Regions from separate parts of the Homo sapiens genome. Here regions 2, 3, 4, 5 and 6 are each linked to region 1. A link is a contact called in ENCODE Hi-C or POLR2A ChIA-PET data. All regions are on one chromosome and are shown on one strand. Each heading gives the region's core, a stretch centred on a gene start or an enhancer-like site at or near the end of the contact. The rest is flanking DNA. Distances are from core to core; before and after follow the strand shown. Region 1 holds the start of LINC01170 (long intergenic non-protein coding RNA 1170). Region 2 has its middle 180 kb from the start of ZNF608. Region 3 has its middle 160 kb from the start of ZNF608. Region 4 has its middle 400 kb from the start of LINC01170. Region 5 has its middle 380 kb from the start of LINC01170. Region 6 overlaps ZNF608 (zinc finger protein 608).

Region 1 (3,552 bases), core at 707-3,206:
AGCCAAGGTCTTGCTGTGTCACCCAGGCTGGAGTGCAGTGGGGTAATCATAGTTCACTTCAGCCTTGAACTCCTGGGGTCAAGAGATCTTCCTACCTCAGCCTCCTGAGTAGCTGAGACTACTGGTGCACACCACCATACCTGGATAGTTTTTTTAATTTTTGTAAGGATGGGATGTCATTGTTACCCACGCTGGTCTCAAACTCCTGGTCTCAAGTGACCCTCCCACCTCAGCCTCCCAAAGTGCCGGGATTACAGGCATGAGCCACCACACTCAGCCAAACTTTAAGTTCTCAAATAAATAAGTTCAGGTTTAATGTCCAGCTTGGTGACCATAATTAGTAATAATGTATTGTGTACTTGAAATTTGCTAAGAGAGTAGATCTTAAGTGTTCTCACCAGGGAAACAGAGGTAACCACGTGAGGTGATGGATGTTAGCTTGATTGTGGTAATAATTTCACAGTATATATCAAAATATCATGTTGTAAAAAATATATACAATTTTTATGTGTTAATCATACCTCAATAAAGGGTGCGGGGGAGGATATTGCCTCCAAATCAGGGTCTATTCACACATTTCCCCTGAGGAGATTCCCTCCAGCCTGGCCAGCTCACTGTTCAGCCCCGGGTGCTGCCCCTGAGGATGCAGCTTCTGGGGATGGCTGAGGATGGCTGGCTACACTGGAGGCAGGAGGCTGATGGTTCAGTGATGTCTTTGATCCCTACATCTATATTACTGCATTGTTCCACTCACTGGAATAAGAACTTTGATTCCTATTTAAACCAGGGCTTTAGAGGATATTTAAAAGAAATAATGGGAATTCCCAACATGGAAACATTACTTTTTACTGAAAGCACAGTTCACAGACAGGGGGATAAAAGGAAGTTAGATCTGATTCCTGAGTGTCCTACCTATTTACATTTTGGAATCCAGTAATGTAAGTACATTTATGCTTGTGTTTAAAATATGAGCATAGAAACAACACCTAGAAAACACATGTATTTAAATCTAAGTTGAAGATAAGATGGAATTTATTGGAGGGCAACAGCAGTGACCAAAAAAAAAAAAGCAAGAGACCAATTCAACACATTAGACCTGGTCAAATAACTACCTCACGCGCAGCTACAATTACCTGAACGCCAACAACAAAATGCTGTGACGATTCAGTCTTCATCATAATTACTCATCTTCTATAGACGATACAGTCTTAAAGCATAGGAAAGAATGTATGTACAAAGAAGCACGGAAAATGACACGGTGTAGAAGATGATGACTACTCCAGTGAATGCCATAGGTGGAGCCAATTTTCTAACTGGAGTAAAATGAACTAAATTCAGAATCAAATTGAAATGTAGAGGAATATTTATTTTTCTCACCTTAATGCTTTCCTTTAAGCAGGTTTAGTTTTCATTCATTTCACTGATCTAAGGTTAATAAATTCATTATTTCAGCACCCTATGAAGAAGAAACACATCTTTTTTTTTAATTATTCTTCCTCAATAAAAGCATATCTGGAATCCTATTTTCTGAGTGAGCTGGCACACGGGGTGGGGGAGGGGAAAACTGGGAGTGTGTTGGGGAAAGCGAGGGCAGGAGGGATGACAAATCTGACCCTACCCGACAGTGCTGCCTGTCCTGTAGCATCCCAACCCTTACAGTGGTCACCCATGTGTAGTTAATCAGATTAAAAGCCTCTGAGAAACCCCTTTGAATCTCTGTCAAACAAAGACATGGAATAAACAAGAAAAAGCAGGAAGGTTATAATGCTGCACGTGGGTTAGTAATAGAAGCAAATGCAAACGCCCAGGTACCTCAGAGACTTACCCGTACCTGTCAGGGGTCTGAAAGATTTCCTGTGGCCCTGGCAGTCTGGATTTAAGGCAGGCTTAGGGGAATTAGTAAACAAAACACAGCTGAGGGTCTTTTGCCATAAACTGAACAACCAAGGAAATGAAAGTAAGGCCACGGCAAAGTTGTCTCAGCGGTGTCACTGGCTGCCATGGGGCAGCCCTGCGGTGGAAGGGCCTGACCGGCCCGGGCCAGGGTGACATCTCGGGATGTGATCTGAGCCGTCCTTGTGTGCAGATCCATGTGTTTGGAGAACAGGGTCTGTCTGTTATGTGAACACAGAGGGCATTGAGCCCAAAGCCTCATATACATTAAAAATATAATGAGAGAGATTTTTATCTTCCATGAATATTTAATTCTTCTGAAAGCCAACCATCTGCATATCACAATGCCCCGATGCATGTGTGTGATTTTCTCTGTTGTCTTTCAAAATAAAGCAGACCATTTCACTCTTCCTGTGATGCCTTGAAAGTTGCTTAAATGTGCATTGATCACTTTGATCTAATGAGTGTGTGTATTTTAAAACAAAGTCAGCACTGTTGCTCTAATCTATTTGTGTGAAGGAAACAGAACAATGGGGGGAAACCAGGTCGGGTTTCATCGTTTTCCTGGTGGCCTGTATCACAATTCACTGCCGTTTTGAATGCTGTTTAATTTTTGCTGATGTCTTTTTATCTTAGGCTTCATGTGAATTTAAAAAGAGTTTCATTGATATGCAACCTACTGTGTATTATGATATCCTGCCTGCCCTGTTGCACTGTGGAAGCCTGCAGCTGCCTGAAGCCTAATTATGCATGCATGCATGCCAAGCCCAGATGCTCGGCCAAGAGTGCCTCAACCGACTACAGTTTCTCACTTGTTTTTGTTTGAATTATAATTGGGCAGATCTATATTTCTCAACCCATCTTGTAGCTTCAGCATGCTCCTCTTTGCCTCTGTTGCTACCTCTGCTTGAGTCAGCTTCTTCATGAAGGAGTCCCTTGCCAATCTGAAGTGCCTCTGAGATCTGAGAAGGGTCATTCATGGGTTTGACAAATCCTTTTACCTACACCGCATTTTAAAAGGTACAAAAATGACCCTAGCCCCAATCAGATTTCCTCCAGATGGTTGGTAGCTTAAAAAAAAAAAAAAAAGAATAGTTAACTAGAAGCTGGCATCTGGGTAGAAACAAAGAAGGCTTAGAGCCAGGCATCTACAATGGAGAGGAATATCAGAACTAAAGCTTTACACCTGCTGAAGGAAGGTAATGGAGACTAGCAAAAACAGATTTGTTAAGCATGTGCATTCACTATTCAGAGAGCCTTTTGTGAACTGTTTTCCAGGCTACCTACGGGACCTCAGTCTTCAAGAATAACAAAGCCTCATCTGAGAGTGTGAAACTGGGTATGGCATCGCACTAAATGTGGTGTTACTCTGAGTCACCCTTCATCTGGAGATGTACACATAGAGTAACCCTCTCATATAGGATGGCAGCTGCTAGTTATAGTACTTATTTCTTTTTTTTACAACTTTAAAAAATTTCTTGAGATGTGATTTCACTATGCTGCCCAGGCTGGCCTCAAACTCCTGGCCTCGGGAGCTCCCAAGTAACTGGAACTACAGGCACACACCACCATGCCAGGCCATACGGTATTTATTTCTGAGGTACTATCAGAGACACTGTATTGTTTTTTAAATGGAGCATCAAATTAAGCACACAGATT
Region 2 (3,552 bases), core at 715-3,214, 480 kb after region 1:
GGTATTGATGTTTTCAGCTCTTCCTAAGGTTGAATACATTTAAGCGTTTATTCCCCAGGGCATTGTTGATCCAGATGAATGTATTCACTTTGAAACGAGACCATAGTCGCCGCTAGAGACAAAACTACATACACTGACCCAGATACGGTTCTTCCCCAGACCAAGTGACCCCAGCTGCAGCCGGAGTGCTCACAGTAAACTGAAATTACATGAATGACACCCAGGGAAAGACGCTTGTATTATAAAGAGGCTACATTTCTATTTGGTTTACTGATGTATTAATTTTTCAAAGTTTGGAATCTCTTCAAATACAAGGTAAATGCATTTTCTAAGAATTTGGCCCAGTGGCACTCGTCTGGATGTGATAACCTGTTTTTCCTGTATCATGATTTAACTTAAACTACTCTTGTAAGTGACTGATTCTGTATCTTCAAGTTACATTCATACATCCTGTGACTGGATATTGACGAATTCAGTAGGTGCCACAGGCATATCTTGCTTGTCTGAAAGGAAAGTTAATTTTATACTAAGATGCCACCATTAAAATAGATAATGAAAGCATTGTTAGGATTTACCAGATTAGCTAAAGCAACAAAACATCAGATTGTAACTAGATGACCTCGGGGAAAAACACAGGATGTATATTTCCACAAAACATCCCGCATCATTTGACATATTCAAAGTAAAGGTAAGCCATGTATTTTGGCCTTTATGTTGTTCACAGAAGAGTTCTTTGCACACTGGATATACATTGGAATTCATCTTCCTTTTCTTCTTAGTATGTTAGAATATCTATGTCTTCAAAAGGGTCAGCCTCAAATGAGTGAGCCAAAGGCACTTACATGCAGACCAGTACTTATTAGAAAGAACTGAGAAATGAAACATAAACTGATAAGTGAGTGCAAGTCATTCATCTTTTTAAAGCCCATAAAAAGAGAATTGTAAATTAAAATGTCTACAATAGGTTCAACACCTCTCTCTCAGCCCCTCCCTTTCCTTTGTCATGCTACAGCATTCAAGTGTGGGAATGTTTCTCTGAAACGTGTAAATCACACATTTAGTCATGCCATACCCAGGAGCACCGTACCGGGAGGAACGGGGAGGAAGGCCAAGGAAATTAAATATGAGTCCAGCAGTTTGTTAATGAAACATTTACACAAGCAGTTTATATGGTTGTAATAAAAAAGGGGGGCCTCTTTCATCGCACCTTTTCATTACTTAGCACAGTCTTTAAGAGGATTAATGTGGAAGGGGGGAAAAGAATGTGCTTATCAGTTGAGTCTCAGGATTGGTAATGCTGAGTTCTTAATAGATTGCCTCTGGATTTAGGATTACTGTGGTGCAAATTCTTCCAGGCTTTCAATAGAATAGAAAGCAGTTTGTTTTCCCCCCTTCAACGAGAAGGGCTATTGACTTGGTGATGAAATGACCTAGGACTCAGAGTTTATTCAAACCACTGCCTCCTGTTTCTGTCACTTCAGGGAGATTTATTTATTTGTTTGGGCTACTGGTAGCCAATGCATCAAAATATGCACTAATTCCACCACTACTGTGATTAAGAAGCAGCTAACAATGCAAGTTTAACAGCAACCAGCTGACTTTTATGATGCTTGTATTAAGGATCTAGTTTTCAAAAGGAAACAGCAGAGAAGACAAATCTATTTTTTGGACACTGTCAATTCCCTGCACCTCATTTTCTGACAGGTTTCCTAACAGCTCAGATAAACTACATATTTTGGAGGACAACTGAAGTGAATAAGTGGCCCTTTTAGTTTTCTGGGGAGTTAGAGGCAGCTTTTGTTGGCAATCTTGTGAAAGAGTACAGTACTGATGGATCATGCTGCTTGAGGTCCCGTGACTTCACACTATTTTTAGCACAAGGAAGATGTTAGTTGTAACAGTGTACAATGGGCTAATCAGCCATAATAGAACTCACACTGTTTTTCACTTCACATTGCACTTATTATGTGCCTTGAATGTAAACAGCTCTTTGCTTCTGACAAAGATGGCAGTTTGCCATGGTGGGATTCAGCCTTCTCTAAAGCTCAGCAAACATTGAATAGAGCAAGCCAGAAGACTGAAAAAGCAATTGTTTGAATTTATGTCACTTGCAACCTTAGACAAAATTATTTTTGTTACTTCCATCCTTTCCTTCCTACCTCCCTCAAATTAGCAAGCATTCACATATGTCAGTTATCAGCATATGAAAAATTATTTCCATTATTTCTCCACCCACATTTAGAGAATCAATAAATCATGTTTTATATAAAGTCTTGAATAATGACATCCCTGTGCATTTTATACCCATTGTGAAATATTTGGAACTTAACATAATAATATGAAGCTTGATCATATAAATAGATTGAAGTTGCTTTAAAGCATGATAAAAGATACTCTTTAAAATTACACCCAACACCCAAAAGAAGTTTATTGTTTTGCACCATCTGTATGTACCATTAGCAGATTCAATAGTTTGCTCTCAAAACAGATTTAGAGCAATTTACTATAAAGCAAATTGTTGTTGGCTAGGCTTCCTGCATTGTTATCCTATGATTTTTCCAGGCACAGGGGCATATTCAAAAGTTTTTTGAAATTTTATCACAGTAATACATGCACATGATAAAAACCATCAAGTAGTATAAGAAAGTACTTTATAAAGAAAAGTACCCTCCTCCACACTCAGGCCTATTACTAGCAGCAAAGACCTTTTTATTTTTTAGTTCTTCTTCTGGAGATTACTTCCTAACCCTAAATAAAAGGCTTATAATAGTATTTCTAAAGAATTTTTTTAAATTATTATTATTTTTTTTAGAGTTGGGGTCTTGCTCACTGCAGCCTCGAACTCCAGGGCTCAAGTGATTCTCCTGTCTCAGCCCCTCAGCCTCCTGAGTAGCTATGACTATAGGCATGTGCCACTGTGCCCAGCTAATTTTTATTTTTACTTTTGTAGAGTCAGGATCTTGCATTGTTGCCTAGGCTGGCCTTAAACCCCTAGCTTCAAACAATACTCTCACCTTGACCTCGCGAAGTGCTGATATTACAGGTGTGAGCCACTGCACCTGGCCTTATAATAGTATTTATTGATTGATTCATTCATTGATTCAGCAGATATTCACTGAGTGACTACTGTTTGCCACATACTGTTCTAAAACTGAGATACAACAGTGAACGAAACAGACAAAAGTCCCTGCCCCCTTGAAGCTGAACATTCCACTGGAGTGGAAATGAGGAGAGGCAGATAATAAATATCAATGAATAATTTATATCACATATCAAAAAGTGAAAAGGGGTATAGAATAAAAGAAATGAGAAAGGTGGGCAAGAGGGGTACTGAAGGTGGAAGGTGGTGTGAAGTTCGAAACACAGAGGTTAGGGATGGCCTAACTAAGAGTGTGATATTTCAGCAAAGACATGAAAGAAGTAATAGAGTAACCCATGAAAACATCTCAAAGGAGAGAGGCCAGAGTGGAAGGAACAGCCAGTGCAAAGGCCCTGAGGCAGGAGCATGGCTGGTTGGCTTAAGGAACAGTGAGGAGGTCAACTTGGCTGATG
Region 3 (3,552 bases), core at 520-3,019, 460 kb after region 1:
CCTGGATTATGGTGATTCCTAAATCAAATAACATTTGTCCTTAATTTAACATTTGCAAAACCCCTTTTTTTCAAATAATGCCACATTCACAGGTTCCAGGACACATAACTTTACATTCGTTTAAATGTATTTTTTATTGTGGTAAGAATACTTCACTCTTAACAGAGTTTTAAGTGCACAATATATTGTTAACTATGGGCATAATGTGCAACAGATCTCTAGAATTCATTCATTTTGTACAACTGAAACTTTATGCCCACTGAAAAGCTGCTTCCCATTTCCCCATCCCCTCCAGGGACATAACTTTTGGAGGGCACCTTTCAACCCACTACAGTACAGTTTAATCAATTTGTGTTGTTTGTCGTGGAATAATGATGATGGATTTTATTTGATTGTTGATACTCTTAAAATGAATGGCTTGGTTAGGACTGTGGTCATTGGCTGGGCAAATTTTGCTCTTTTTGGCATTAACTTACTTTCATGGAATCTATACCTTGGTTGTATTAATTGACTATCCCATGAGATGAGTACTTTGAGTAGATAGGCAAGTTCTCTAGGAAAAATATTACTCATACAGCCTAAGAATGTTAATTTTGGCTCTCCCTCACTGGCAAGGTAACAAGTCAACATCTTTACAGTAACCAGAGTGTGGGACCATTTATAAAGTACACAGATTCTCATAGTGGGAAGGTGAAATTACTTGTAGAGAAAAATACAAAAACATAATTTTTTCCACACACTCATTTGCATTTATAGCAAGGGAAGATTTTCCCCCATCCCTTACCCCCACCACACCACATCAACACACATACACAGACACACATACTTTGACTAAATATCCAAAGTGATTTTTAGCAACTTACAATGTATAGATTTAGTAAACAACAATTACAAACAATGAATTTATTTCCTTCATTTCTTTTTAGTACATTCCAGACTTTGTTTTTAATCTTTAATTATTGCTCCCTTAAGAAAAGTGATCCCACATTTCATTTACATATTGTGCCATTTCTCAGTAAATATAAGGGAATCTTGCCGTACAAGTCTATTGCTTTTCTTTTCATTGGTCTTTCTTAAACCAAGCAACATGAATTCTAATTATTTTATCCACTAAGAAATGAGAAATTTAAATCAATGCCTTTAAACATAGGACTACATGAGGCTTTTAGATCATTAGACGAAACTAAATGCAATACTTAAATAACTGAGTTTACAGATACTGCCAGAATTTTACTGCTACCATTTCTATTCGCTTTTGCTGTTTTTAAAAATAATAATACCAGGGTGTTTGGTGAAGTATAGATGACCCTTAGTGTACCTGAGTCAGTGTCAAATATCCAGTTTTCTCTGGAGCTTCTTGTGTGGTCACCTATAATTGCTATTCAAAGACCCACAGGACAAGCTTCCATGTCCAAAATGTACTCATTCTACAATTTGACCCTTCAAGGTGCTATAAAAACATAAATATATTTCTTTAGAGAAACTCTCTGCTGCAGCATGGTCCTTTGAAACCGTCCAATTTGCTCTGTGATTCCTGCTGAGATATGCATTACATCATGGTCTATTTTTAGCTTGTTACATTAATCAAAACCTATCCCACTTATTAAACAGCTTCCTGCAGCTCAGGCATTTGAAATGCAGAGTGCCAGCAAGCAGCTGCCAAACACCATGAAGGAAAGAGGTGGGCTAGGTTGGAGTAATGTACAAATTGAATTTCAAGTGACTGAGCAGCCTCTTTATCTCTTGGTGACACAACCAGGGGCTGTAGCGGTGTTCTTAAAGGAAATGAAACCCAGAGCCATGGTTCACTCATGGGGTGGTTACCATGGCCCTGCCCAGCAGTCTTTCCGGAACTGCTGATGAGTGTGACCTTTGCAAAAATGCACAAAGCCTTGATTTCTGCATGGTTAACCTTTACAAGCCAGAACCCCTCTGTGAAACCTACCCACACCAGAGGGAAGCTTCAGAATCAAAACAGACACATACACATTTTATGAAAGAGCAACTACAAATACACACATGCACACACATATTCTCAGAGGATGAAGACATTGAACGCATTTTCAATTATTCTCTCAACTGTGTTTTTTCAAGCATTTACATTTGTCTTCCTCTGGAGCAAGAAAGTGCCAGTACTCGGTGCAGTGTCAACCCTGTACTTAAACTCATTTGCTGCACTTCAGAATGGCCTTGATCGGAATTGGTAGTGGGAATGGAAATTACATATTTTCAGGATTTGCTAAGAGTCACCTAGACCATTTGCTCACAGTTAAATAATGACCCAGTGTGCATGGTGAGAAGGAGTGGATATTAAATTAATAGCCTCGATTTCCACCACTGATCAAACCAGGAAAACCATTTTGATTTGATAGTGTATCTCAAACGTGTTCTTTATTCCAAATGTATTGAATGTTCACTGTAAGGGTAGGAAGCTCAGAGCATTATGAAGGTGACTATAGCAATATTCTTTACCTGTTATAATGACAAATTAAACTTTTTTCCCATGGCTTCTTCCTGTTTTTAATAGCATTTTGTTTTCAAGCAAATCTAATTTTTCTCATTATTAATATATTGATTCACATAGCATTCATTATTTAAAAAGCTATTTACACAAGCTAACCTAGTCCTTTTTTAATATCTAGTTCTAGTAATATAGTAGTATATCTTTTATATACTACTCTCATATGATTTGCCTAGCAAGGCTGTGATGTAATTAGAACAGGTTGTTATTATTATTGATGAAAATACTAAAGTCCTAAGAGATTAAAGAGCATGTCAAAGGTCAACACAGCAAATCACTAGTAACCCTGGAAGGCTAACCTCTCTTTTCTGTAATTTCTCTGAATAATGAGGGATATGGCAATAGGGATATGGGGAAACCAGTGATTTCAAAAGACACTTTGATTCACCTTTATAGAGTCTCAATCTACAACTTTCTGTTTACCATACTCGCTTAAAAATCCTTGTCAAAGTGCAGGAAACCCCTGATCTGCAAATACCCAGCTTAGAAATGATCCAGCCATCCAGACATCAGCCTCCTTGCTGTCTTTTTACTGTCAACTGATCAACTGTGGGGAAATGATGTGGGCGGGAGGTGGCGGACAAACTTCAAGAGACACAGTTTAGAAGCCAGTGGAGAAAAAAGTGGGAGAGAGGGTTCACCACAGAAGAATAAAGAAAGAGCAGATAATCTCTAAATACATTCACTTTTTGATTCATTTAGTCATCCACGTGGGGTTAGGCTGTAAAGTTGCCACAAGACAGTGAAATTCACAAACCCCTTTTTAGTTCTGGTGCTTGAGGCACTGTGCTAAGTGCTGGGAATACAGATCCAAGATCTGTCTACAAATAATTCTAAGCGAAGACGGGGTGTGAAGAATTGTATGGGAAAAGTACAAGGCAAATTAGAACACCACGTTTGGAAGGTTTATTTCTGGCTGAGGCAACCAGGGAAGGTTTTGTGTCCAGTGATGGGTCCATGATGGATGAGCTGGGCTCTGTCAAACTTCTAGTATTCAGAAGTCAGGCTAATGTATTATGACCCACTTGATT
Region 4 (3,552 bases), core at 471-2,970, 400 kb before region 1:
AAATGTGGGGTGGAAGGGATGGGTAGGCATTATTCTCCTGAGACATTTGCACCCAGACATACGGACAGACATGAGATTCACATCAGCTTTCCCGGGAGCTCTTGAGGACCACCTGCTTCAGAACTTCAGGCTGAGATTATCAGGGGTGGCTCTTTTGATCTTCACCTCCCCAGTTCTTCACATGTAAGCCCCTAATGGTTATATTAAAACCACTTATACCCAGAGTGCAGAGAGAGCTTCTGTGTTCCTGAGCAAATACTGAATACATGCAGTTTGCATATGATAGTTATTTTATTATTTATTTTATTATATCCTCTCTTAGCCTTTTAAAAGATGAGAAAAAAAAGGCATACAGAATTAGCTGCTCCACATCACAATAAATAATCAGGGATTGATCCCTCAAGCCTATGCTGATCCTGATTAAATAGGAGTGTGTTGGGAAGAATGCTGAAGCTGTATGGGCACAGTGAGAACCAAGGTCATAATCTCCTGGCAATATTACTGACAATGCGTGGGTACAGGGCAGGGAGTGGTCATAAATGTATTTGTCAGTTGCATACTAAAATATCAAGGGAATAATAAAATGACAGCCCTGTTTTGGCCCTCTGTGACCCAGGTCTGTACACTAGAAAGTTACACTTGCATTGGGCAATTGTTTGGCCCTCTGCACAAATCAGGATCAAAACATAGTCTCTCATATGTTAAACATTATAAATTAACTACATCATGTTTCTTCTTTCACATTTTTAGACGTCTCCTAATCATTTTACTGCCCATTTAATACCTATAAACAGTAATCTTTCTAAAGGTTTTTATATTAACATATTCCTTTCTGGGCTTACTCAGACAAAACACCGGCTTTACTAAAAGCCCTTGGTCACTCAGTAAAATGTTATCATTCATCCCATGGTGCTGTGTAACCTTGCAGAGAAGCCTGCCTCATACATAAGATCAATAATAATTGTGATGTACCCTGTATGGGCAAGATTTGGTACTTCCTTTATGAAAGACTGAAAGACAGAAAAAAGAATAGTGTTACTGTTACTGGGCACATTTATTCTCGTTTTACAAGCACTATGCAATTTAATTTGGATTCAACTTCCCTATTCTATAATCTGCACTTCTTTCCGAATGCCAATAGGAAGGAAATGGCAAATCAGAAGAGTCTAGTAAGTGCGCATTTTAAACATAAGGCAGGAATTTTAGATCTACCATGTGTCAGATCTTTGTTCTTGGTTCATCAGGCCACAATTCATGCCAAATCATTTATCTTATTTTTATTTCAAGACTACAATTGATACACTATGAAGTGTAGCAGTTAGAGAAAATGATTAATAGGTCTCTTTAGCTGTTGATAAATGGTTGAGAACATAAAAATGGAACAAAAGAAACAACAACTATAGATTATAGAAATAGTGATCCTGATGTAGAATTGAAGTCTTTCATCTATTTCTGGGAAAGAGGGCAATAATCTAATGAGAATATTTCTCTATTTTCCCACTCTGAACTCCTTATTTACAAGTAGACATATTCTTAATTTGCTTTTTGATAATGTAAATCAGTACTATATTTTAGACTATGTTTTAGAAACTTTAAAAACTTCTTTCTATACGTGTCTAATTTGAGGCTGCCGGGTGATTTGGTTCAGCTAGGATGTGAGTTTTACTCAGTTCTCATTTCAAAAGCAGAACGTTCGGGCCACTATTTGTCAGGTGATTATGCTCTGCTTATGTTCATTCAGGTGGTCACTGAATTGCCTGCAATCTGCACCATTAATCAAGTTGCCTACTTGGTTGTTAAGGGAACTGAAAACCCCCGCTCAGCTATTTTTTCCAATCTGGTGTTTTTCATGGTTTCACCACTTTATCATGTTAGTTACTGAATTTCCCTATTTTGCATTCACTTGTTCACTCACATTAGAAAAATACATCAGTGTATGTATTTTAGTCTGCATAGAAATCTGGCAATGCCTTTTAAGTCGACCCTGATAAAAAGAATACTAAGAAAATTTTCATAGCAAGAGATGTAGCTGGTCTCCAAAAGATAGATTTAATTTACTAGCATGGGAAATAATAACAGAATCATTTTCTATTTACCAATCAAAACTATGTCCATGTATTTCCACTGTCATTATCTACTTTATATTTAGTGGAAATACTTAAGCAAATATTAATAATCAGTATAATATTCCTGAGGACTCTGACTCTGTCTTTAGAGATGAAATTAAGGAGAGAGCTGAGCAATTACCAAATGGGTTTTATCCACAAAGACAAGTCCTAGAAAAGCCTTGCTAAAGCGATGCCTTGCCCTCAATTTAAAAAATCTTTTCTGTAATCCATTTCACCCTGTTTTAAAAAATATTAATTAACTAATCCAACAAATATTTAATGGGCACTGATTTTGCTATAGGCTTTGGGGTATTTAAAAGATGAGAATACCCTCAGGAAGTTCTAGAAATGGGGAGTCCCCATAAGTTCGATCTCATACCCTCTCTTTAACCCCTGTCCACTTAATAAGTTTCAATATGGTGCCCCAGTATATCAGATGAAAAGAATTATAGCATTGAAAGTGTAATAACTATGTGAAAAATGGATGAAATAAGCTATATTAATTATGAAACACATTCATGATGTCTTCAACTAAGTCTAAAAAATGTGTACATTTTTCAAGATAGAAAAATAAATTCACAGTTTATGACTACAAGCTTTAGGAGAGATGGGTCACTATGCCATCCAATATGTATGTATTGTATCACATCCTAAGCTGTTTCTCCCTGTATATTCTAGTGAAGCAGAGAAGCTAAACAGCCATGACAAGTACAAGGACAGGTTATCACATGTGCACATAGGAAGGGCAACTAGCCAGCAACACGTCTATCAGAGATTCTTTATTTCAGCAGGAATGTCCTCTGAATTATCACCTGTTTTTCCTAATAAAGAGACTAGGTCCCTAGAAGGTGACAGTGGCAAGAGATAAACTGTAGGTGTTCATTTACTGAATGTTTTCTCATTATACGTTTGTTTATTGGACATACATTCAGTAATCTCTCAGGTGCCAGGTTTTGCATCAGCATCTGTGATGTTACTATGTCTTCTAGAAAGAAAATAAAAATCCCAGAAAGAGCTTCAGATTCATTATCTTGTCCTCTACCCAGTGAGCTATCCAAAGTTTTGTAACTTTTGTTTAAAAAAGCCTTATGTCTGCTGGGAGTGAGTTTTCCAAATTTTCTGTGGGGAAAACCTTCCCATTATGAAAATTATTCTTCAAAGAAATTAAACTAGTTCTTTCTGTCTTGCAAGCCATTGTTAAAGAAATAAAGAAAACTCTAAGCCTAAGGCAAGCCCTAGATAACACCTAAAAATAGAGATTTTTTTGGCAAAAATAGAGATGTTTTTGGCATATTTAGAAGAAATTACAGAGAATATACTTCTTTGATCACCTTTCTTTGTTTCTACAGTGTTGGAAACTTGTAGAAACAAAAACCTACTTGAAAAACAAAACCTGTAAATGAGTTATTTCACTTAAAGGAAATGCAATTTTACCTAAAAGGAG
Region 5 (3,552 bases), core at 780-3,279, 380 kb before region 1:
ACATGTGGATACTCCAGGGCACATCCTCTGTGCCATTTCCAAATGCCCTATGGGGCTCACTCTTCAGACACAAGTCACATAATCTATGTAGTTCCACCTGCCTTTTCACAGATATCCTCATAGTGTGCTTTCTTAGGCTGGGATCCCCCAGGATCTGACTCCAGATAAGGATTTTAATACAAGTGCTTTATTTGTGAGGGGATCCAAGTAGCACCAGTAGTGGGATGAGGAAATGAGAGAGGGAAGGTAAAGAAGCCGCTAAACGGTGCCCTACTGAGCCAGTTATCATGGTGGGCAATGGGGGCATAACCCCACTGGGGACTGTTGAGAGCCAGTGTAAAACATATCTCAGAGTTCTCACCACTGGGGTATATATCCACCAACTCCCATGTGCCATTGGCTGCTCTCTGGGGGAATGAAATCCCAGTGCTTCCAGCCTGCACTCTTTGTAAGTCAATGGAAGCTGTTAGGAGGAAAGCCAAAAAGTCTTGCAGTAGGGCCCCATCTGTACGTGTGGGACAAGTGAGAGCTGAGAGGGTGAGAGTGAGCAAATGTGGCTGCTGATGGTGCCATAAGACTCCTTTATACCTCAGTTGTCCAAATGCTACTGTCCACAAACCATATGGCAGGTTTTCAAACCAGTCACAGAAACACATTCATCTGCCACACTTCTTCCTTGCATTCAGAAGCTTGACAGTGATGAGTTTTACTTGACTATGTCTTTAGAAACAACTCTGGGCTTGTTCTGTAACCCTAACAGAGGCAGCTGGAATTTACAAACCCACTGTGAAATGTGATGGGCTCAGTGTGTTTCTTCTCCAGCAGTGTCTTACTTCTCTTAGTGAAATTTCTGTCCCAATCTTGTGAATAGAAAAGCGAGGCTGGGGGTTTGGGGATGGAGTGGGAGGAAGGAAAATCTACATCATAGAGAAGGTTTACATATAGAAAAACACAGCATAGTGGGGTAGATCTCAAAGTCTATTGCAGTTTTCTGAAGGGCAGAAGGTGGGTTTTTTGTTGTTGTCTATCATTTTCCTTAGAATTACCAAGGGTAAATTAAGTGCTGCTCTAGAAGCCCTGTCATGGCCAACAACTCGGCAATGGACTGTTGAGGTCTTGAGGTTTCTGCAGAGGTATTTTCAGTTGGTGGGGCTCCAGCACTTTCTTGTTCCGCAGTTCTAAGCCTATTTGCATGAAGCATTCTTCAGGTTAACTGCTCAACTCTCACCTTCATGAATCTGGCATATGAGCAATTATCTCTCTCCAAGGACCGGCATTTGTTGGTCTGATTTTCTCGTTCATAGAGTGATGAGATTTCTGCTTGACGTCCTAGTGCCCCTGAGCCTGGCAGGACATGAGTGGTACTCCTGGGCAACCACAGCACTGTTCCAGATAAGAGCAGTTCTCACTCTGAGGACCCTCAAGTCTTCCATGAACTCAGGTCCTTAAAGACACAAGAACAAATACCTAAACGGGAACTGCGCCGAGACGTGTGTATGTGTGTACATGTGGGTACCTTATGTGGAAGCACACACATGTACATGTGCGCAGGAGCTGAAGGGAGCATGATAATTCCCTACGATGCCATGAATAAGAGAACAGCTGTTTATCTCAGATATTAAAAGAATGTCAATTGGGTTGAGTTTTCTTTTGGCACAAGAATAAGGAATGCTTAAGTTTCCCACTTGCATTTAATTTATTTTTAGGTTTATTCACCACCATTTGTCAGGTTTCTTGAGCGTGACCTGAAACTGACCTTTAGATAAACGTGAAGGCAAACAGAGCCCTGAAACTCTATCTGTATGTTCTTTTGTCTTGGGAACTGTAAATCGGGGCATTAGGTGAATAACACAGCTTGGCTTTGTGTCATGAAAAGTAATTCGGGCTGTGGTAAGGGCAGGATTTATGAAGCTGTCTGGCTAGACTTGGGCAAAATGCCAGCTTACACCTGCCTTGCAGATATGGATGTGTGCAGTTGTCACCTTGCTGAAGCAGCCAAATTCCTTTCACTGGATAGAGGCATTGCTCTGCCACCAAAGCTGGGAGCGGGTAGGGAGGCACTGGTGGGGGCACCTGCTGTGGAGGAGCGAAACAGTCTTTAGGAAACAGACAGCATAGACTTCCCTTTTTGAACTTCCCTTTTCTAACTCCCAGGCAAAACTCTCTTTAAAAAAAAATGTAATTACTATTTCCAAAACATTGTAAGTAATCTTGTGGGGTTGGCAAGAAAATGAAAGTAAATCAATTTGCAAAGCTTTACAGCTTTTTTTTTTTTTTTTTAATGAGAGATTGTGTCATAGCTAAGGTGGCTATATAATTTATCATCCAAACAGGGACACTTTTCAAAGTGAAAAAGGGAGGGCTGTAATTAATTCAGCCAGGACAACAGGCATAAATTGGGGCTGTCTGAGGCAAACCAGGATGGACGAGGACCCTAGTCATGAAAATTTACACTGCCACACAATGAACCCACCAAAGGACTGTTGTGTTACAAGGATGCTTCTCTAAGAAGTGACAGAAATTACACTGTCTCGTTGATGGTGCTGGACTCCCTCCACAAAGCAGATGGCCAAATTGTCATGATGCCAAATCACACTGCAGAATTTCTGTAGTAAAATCGTCATGCGCCCTTTTTCTCAGTGCCTTCCCCATCTCAGAAAAGTGCAAAAGCTCAGCAAATCCTTGCTTTTCCTGAGAATGGCCATCAGATAATATACAAAGCCTGGTCAGCATCTGATTAATTAGGATAAAGGCACAAGGGAGAATGTACAGTGTATGGGGAATAGCACTGATCTTTTTTATCTCAATGCTAATGAACTTTGACATGAACTTCCCCTTCTCCAGCAAAGTCATTTCTTAGAGTTTTCAGCTTTCTCCCCACTTTCTCATACTTTATAGCTTCACTGGTGTATTCATTTCATATGGATGCCATAACAAATAATAAAAAAATTTGGTGTCTAAAAACGAGAAATTATTTTCTCATAACACTGGGAGCCAGAAGTCTGAAATCAAGACGTCAGCAGGACTATGCTCCCTCCAAAGACTTTAGGGGAGAATTCTTCCTTACCTCTCCCAATTTGTGGTGGCTCCTGGTGTTCTTTGGCTTGTGGCAACATAACTGCAAACTCTGCCCCTCTTTCCACATGGCCTTCTTCTTGGGTCTCTGTGTCCTTTCCTCTTTTATAAGGATACCTGTCATTGAACTTTGTGCCCACCTTATATCTGGGATAATTTCGTCTTGAGATTTTTAAATAACTACATCTGCAAAGATCTTATTTCCAAATAACATTCTGAGATTCTGGTTTGACACAGATTTGGGGGGGAACATTGTTCAACTCACTACAATTAGTAAATGACAAACAAATAAATTTCTAAAAAGTAGTCCTTAAACTCCTGGCGACCCCTAGCCCCCATCCAGGTAATTGACTGCATGTGTTGTGAAACCCAGTGCCTCTACATTGCTTCTCTTGCTGTGCGGTTCACATGACAGTCCAGAGGAGGAGGCTACCCACAGAGAATGTATAACTTGAACTCAGCCTTAATAGAAGCTTA
Region 6 (3,552 bases), core at 556-3,055, 270 kb after region 1:
GGGAGGAGGTGGAGCACAAAGTCTCCCCGTGTGGTCTACCATAGGCCCCTCTTCCTTAGAGGTCGCCAGCAAGAACAGGATTTGCAGGTGGGGATTACAGCCACTCCCAGAGGTGTTTTTATTTGGCAGGTATGTTACTTTTTAAAACATTCCAGTTTTTTTTAGCAACACTTTAATAAATTAGGAAAGAATTTAAATTTCTCCTATTTCGTAAAATAATTATTGGATTATGTGCTCTCCTGGGCCCACATTCCTCATGGCATCAACTGACAGAACTGAGCTTCACTGCAGCCTTGCCACGTGACTTGCCCAACCAGAGAATGCTGGAGTTTGTGCTTCCACCCTCTGCCTGAAACAATCACAGAATGTCGCCTAGCCCAACCTACTCAGTCGAGAGAAAACTGTGGCCCATATTTGTACAAGTGTAATAAGCTGTCTCTAGTGGCAGCCTAGGTACACATAAAACGATGGCATCCCACAAGCAGAAAATTGACAGGAGTTCAACATACACTGGGAAACAGAAGAAGGGTGGAAGGGAAGTAATTCAAAGAGTGTGGCCAATTCTTTCTGCTAGGTAAGAATTTCCCCCCAAAAGGTTTCAGTTCTCTTGTGTATCTCAGTGTCAAACGTGAAGTCACATGTATCATATGTAAAGGAGGATTTTAAAGCATTTTCAGTAGTTATTTTTGCCTTATACAAAAGATCAACTCCACTGCACCCTGGTTTCTCAGGTCAGTGATCCATACACTGAACCATAATTTCTTCAGCCAATGAAGGTCATTAAGGCAGAGGGTGGCAACAGTTTCCACAAGGACTCCCTCCAGTGAGGAGGCAGCATACCAGGACTTGAACCTCTGGTTCTGTTAGCAGACAGAATTGGGTTCAAATGCTGACCCTGTCAGTACTTGCTGTGTGGAACCCTGAGCAAGTTACCGCGCTTCTCTTCTCTAAGACTCAGTGTCTAGTTCTAAGAAATGGGAGTAATAATAACAATTACCCCCACAAGCGTTGCAGTGAAGACTCAGTGAGATAATCCGTGCAAAGTGAATGCTCAGCATAGTGCTTAGGTCAGTAAACACTGGCTTAAAAGTCCCTGGTCTGATATTATAGTTCCCTAACCCTGCACCCAACCTTCCAAAGCTCCTTTTTATATCCTACTATATTTAACATAAATCTATAATCCCCTCCAAATGCATGGTTAAGTGCAATTAAAGTATGTTAAAAATACAAGAAAGGGGGCTTAACCTTGAGAAGCTCAGCCTGGGGAAATACTGCTTCTTTCATACACTGACATCTGGCAGCAGTCAACTGGCTTAACCCACCTCCATTTTACAATTTTATGGCAATGATGGGATCACCATGAAGGCCCTGATGAGTCCCGTACTACTACAGAATCTCCTCCTCCTAATCTCTAGTTGCAGCTTTTTCTCATGCACTGCTGCCCTAACAGTCAGCTCACCTCAACTCTTATCACACATCCACCCAATAATTACTACACACCTGCCATTTGCCAGGCACCGTGCAACCTGCTAGAACAAGAGTGGCCCAAACAGACCAGGTCCCTGCCCTTCTGGACTGACTGTGTAGTGGGCAAGACTGTGACACTGGTCAGATAATCATACAAATATAGCAAAATTACAAGGATAATTGTAGAACTACAACCAAAGGAACTTTCATGGTGGCCTGAGAGCAAAAAGTAGCGTGTTAATGGAAGACAGGGTGGGGCAGGGATCTGTCTTCACTGGGGGTTGGAATCCAGCTCTACTGTTAGCTACAAAACCTTAAGCAAGTAGTTTGATCGCTCTGGGGAATCAGTGCCTTCATCTGTAAAACGGAAATAACATCTGGCTCATGTGACTACTACAGAAGATCATACAAATAACTTTAGCTCAGGGCCTGGTAGAAGGTAGCACTCAATAAACAGGGGCTATTGCTATTGTCAATATTAGTATCATTATTACAAATATATCTGAGACCTGAAATCGATAGGTGGTTTGGCCCTATGGGACCAAATGCTAGTATTTGCTACATTCAAAGGCAATTCACAAGAGGCAACAACAAATCCCTTTCTGAGGGGAGAAACACTAATATAGTTCTAATCAGATATTCCTCATTTAAAAATCAGTGGGGGATTATTAGTCTAATAATACTAACAACTGGAATAAAATATCAGAATAGAGAACTGGCCTGTTTTAGCAATGGTTTCTTTGTCAAAGCTCTTTTCTGTCATCTTGATAGGACACTGATGTAACCTATTAGAACCCAAAAAAAGAGGAAAGCAGGAAAGCAGCCATCTCCACTGGAAAAAAAAGACCCATAAGTCTAACAGCTGGTGGTGGCAGCCTGTCAAACCGAGGAAAGTTAATGTCAAGAACAGACGCGCGGCAGTCTCTCACTGTTATTTTTGCATGATTATTCCCAGGTGTTAGTGCATGCTGAGCAGTAGCCTGGCTATTTATCACGCGAGAGAGCCTAAGAGCATGGGAGGGGGAGCAGGGAGGCTGAAGGGAGGCAGGGAAGAAAAGGTTATTTACACAGAGAGCGGCACTTAGTGTGTGTAATCAGAGGGCTGGGTTGGGGGCGGGCAATCTGCAGGGAAACCCTGGCAATATTTTCTCCGTTCACCTTCTTTCAAGGGCTTCCTGAGTGCTGATGGGCAAGGAAGGATCCAAAGCTGGAGTGTTGGTGGGGACAGCTTTTCATCACTGGGGCATTTCACTGTGTTGGTCAGTGATGCTTTCAGTACCAGGAAACCGACAGCCAGTGAGGATAGGTGGCCAGGGTAGGGCTGGAGAGTGCTCCCTCGAGCACTCCTGCTCCACCCAGACCCAACAAAGAGACATTCAGGTGGCTCTGCTGCCAGGTAGAAGGAGAAGGCGAAACCCAGGACTGCCGAGAAGCAAGCCTCCAGAAGGCAGAGAGATTCCCTCCTTTACCTGGGATCAGGTCTAAACCCTGACAGGGAAGCTTGCCACAGCTTTCTCACGTCTATTGCCAAAAATATCCACACCGATCCTGCTATTAACCCCTCAATCCCGGGATCACCAACAACCAGAGGGGGAATGGTGTTTTACTTTGCTCAGAGCCAATATTGTTATAGTCTATGAGAATGCTGGGGCACGATTACTTAATGTTCACGTTTTCTCCATATCCTGGTATTGGGCTGTTTTATGAGATTGCCCATAGTCACCTCTTCATTTAAAAAGCATTAGAAAGAGACTCCACTACTACGTAGGGGAAATCACAGCTCTTTAGAGGCGACCACTGCTGCAGTCTCTTACTTTGCATTTTAACCACCCTTTTTCTGCCTGACGTCACTGCTTCTTTAGCAAAGCAGGGGAAGCTTTAAAAACCATTTCCTTAAATTAGGCACTGATCTTTTCTCCAGAACTAATCATTGAGGCTGAATTTCCATCCCTAAAGGACAAACCTGTAACAACTGAATTTTGGTCACTTCTAATTCTGCCTTTTCGTAAATGTGATGGAGACAACTCTTCCTTTCAGAACCATGATCAAAGCAATTTACGCTTTGCAGCTTGCTGAGAAAACAAC

The links. A loop is a pair of places that touch in the nucleus more often than their neighbours do. ChIA-PET counts read pairs that join two places held with the same protein, here RNA polymerase II (POLR2A). Pooled maps may share reads with other maps.
Region 2: a map with no recorded cell type shows a loop between it and region 1 (2.4-fold over the local background). The contact joins the enhancer-like site here to the promoter of LINC01170 in region 1. A Hi-C loop is called at or near these places in 1 of 168 maps with a recorded cell type or tissue (GM12878), 18 of 37 single-sample maps with no recorded cell type and 7 of 50 pooled maps. POLR2A ChIA-PET finds 5 or more read pairs at or near these places in 1 of 52 experiments (activated B cell).
Region 3: a map with no recorded cell type shows a loop between it and region 1 (3-fold over the local background). The contact joins the enhancer-like site here to the promoter of LINC01170 in region 1. A Hi-C loop is called at or near these places in 1 of 168 maps with a recorded cell type or tissue (GM12878), 9 of 37 single-sample maps with no recorded cell type and 4 of 50 pooled maps.
Region 4: a pooled map shows a loop between it and region 1 (3-fold over the local background). The contact joins the enhancer-like site here to the promoter of LINC01170 in region 1. A Hi-C loop is called at or near these places in 1 of 168 maps with a recorded cell type or tissue (OCI-LY7), 10 of 37 single-sample maps with no recorded cell type and 5 of 50 pooled maps. POLR2A ChIA-PET finds 5 or more read pairs at or near these places in 1 of 52 experiments (Panc1).
Region 5: a map with no recorded cell type shows a loop between it and region 1 (2.6-fold over the local background). The contact joins the enhancer-like site here to the promoter of LINC01170 in region 1. A Hi-C loop is called at or near these places in 20 of 37 single-sample maps with no recorded cell type and 5 of 50 pooled maps. POLR2A ChIA-PET finds 5 or more read pairs at or near these places in 1 of 52 experiments (Panc1).
Region 6: a map with no recorded cell type shows a loop between it and region 1 (2.1-fold over the local background). The contact joins the enhancer-like site here to the promoter of LINC01170 in region 1. A Hi-C loop is called at or near these places in 21 of 37 single-sample maps with no recorded cell type and 6 of 50 pooled maps. POLR2A ChIA-PET finds 5 or more read pairs at or near these places in 1 of 52 experiments (OCI-LY7).

What each region holds. Positions count from the first base shown.
Region 1 is chr5:124,436,564-124,440,115 of GRCh38, forward strand. LINC01170 (long intergenic non-protein coding RNA 1170) reads right to left here and starts at 1,957. Exons shown (of 6, transcript NR_125774.1): 1 at 1,832-1,957; 2 at 1,134-1,313.
Region 2 is chr5:124,921,412-124,924,963 of GRCh38, forward strand. No RefSeq gene overlaps it. Among named protein-coding and RNA genes, the nearest start is that of ZNF608, 180 kb to the left of the region's middle. RefSeq lists enhancers at 5-94, 1,770-1,879. Within about 2 kb of position 1,965, at least 4 of the 41 ENCODE cell types and tissues checked have a DNase peak (open chromatin) inside an H3K27ac peak, as active enhancers do.
Region 3 is chr5:124,900,667-124,904,218 of GRCh38, forward strand. No RefSeq gene overlaps it. Among named protein-coding and RNA genes, the nearest start is that of ZNF608, 160 kb to the left of the region's middle. Within about 2 kb of position 1,770, at least 9 of the 41 ENCODE cell types and tissues checked have a DNase peak (open chromatin) inside an H3K27ac peak, as active enhancers do; they include GM12878, where a contact is called at or near this core.
Region 4 is chr5:124,033,376-124,036,927 of GRCh38, forward strand. No RefSeq gene overlaps it. Among named protein-coding and RNA genes, the nearest start is that of LINC01170, 400 kb to the right of the region's middle. RefSeq lists an enhancer at 1,914-1,963. Within about 2 kb of position 1,721, at least 2 of the 41 ENCODE cell types and tissues checked have a DNase peak (open chromatin) inside an H3K27ac peak, as active enhancers do; they include OCI-LY7, where a contact is called at or near this core.
Region 5 is chr5:124,055,367-124,058,918 of GRCh38, forward strand. No RefSeq gene overlaps it. Among named protein-coding and RNA genes, the nearest start is that of LINC01170, 380 kb to the right of the region's middle. RefSeq lists an enhancer at 1,346-1,535. Within about 2 kb of position 2,030, at least 10 of the 41 ENCODE cell types and tissues checked have a DNase peak (open chromatin) inside an H3K27ac peak, as active enhancers do.
Region 6 is chr5:124,704,431-124,707,982 of GRCh38, forward strand. The region is part of intron 2 of ZNF608 (zinc finger protein 608); the gene reads right to left. Among named protein-coding and RNA genes, the nearest start is that of ZNF608, 40 kb to the right of the region's middle. Within about 2 kb of position 1,806, at least 9 of the 41 ENCODE cell types and tissues checked have a DNase peak (open chromatin) inside an H3K27ac peak, as active enhancers do; they include OCI-LY7, where a contact is called at or near this core.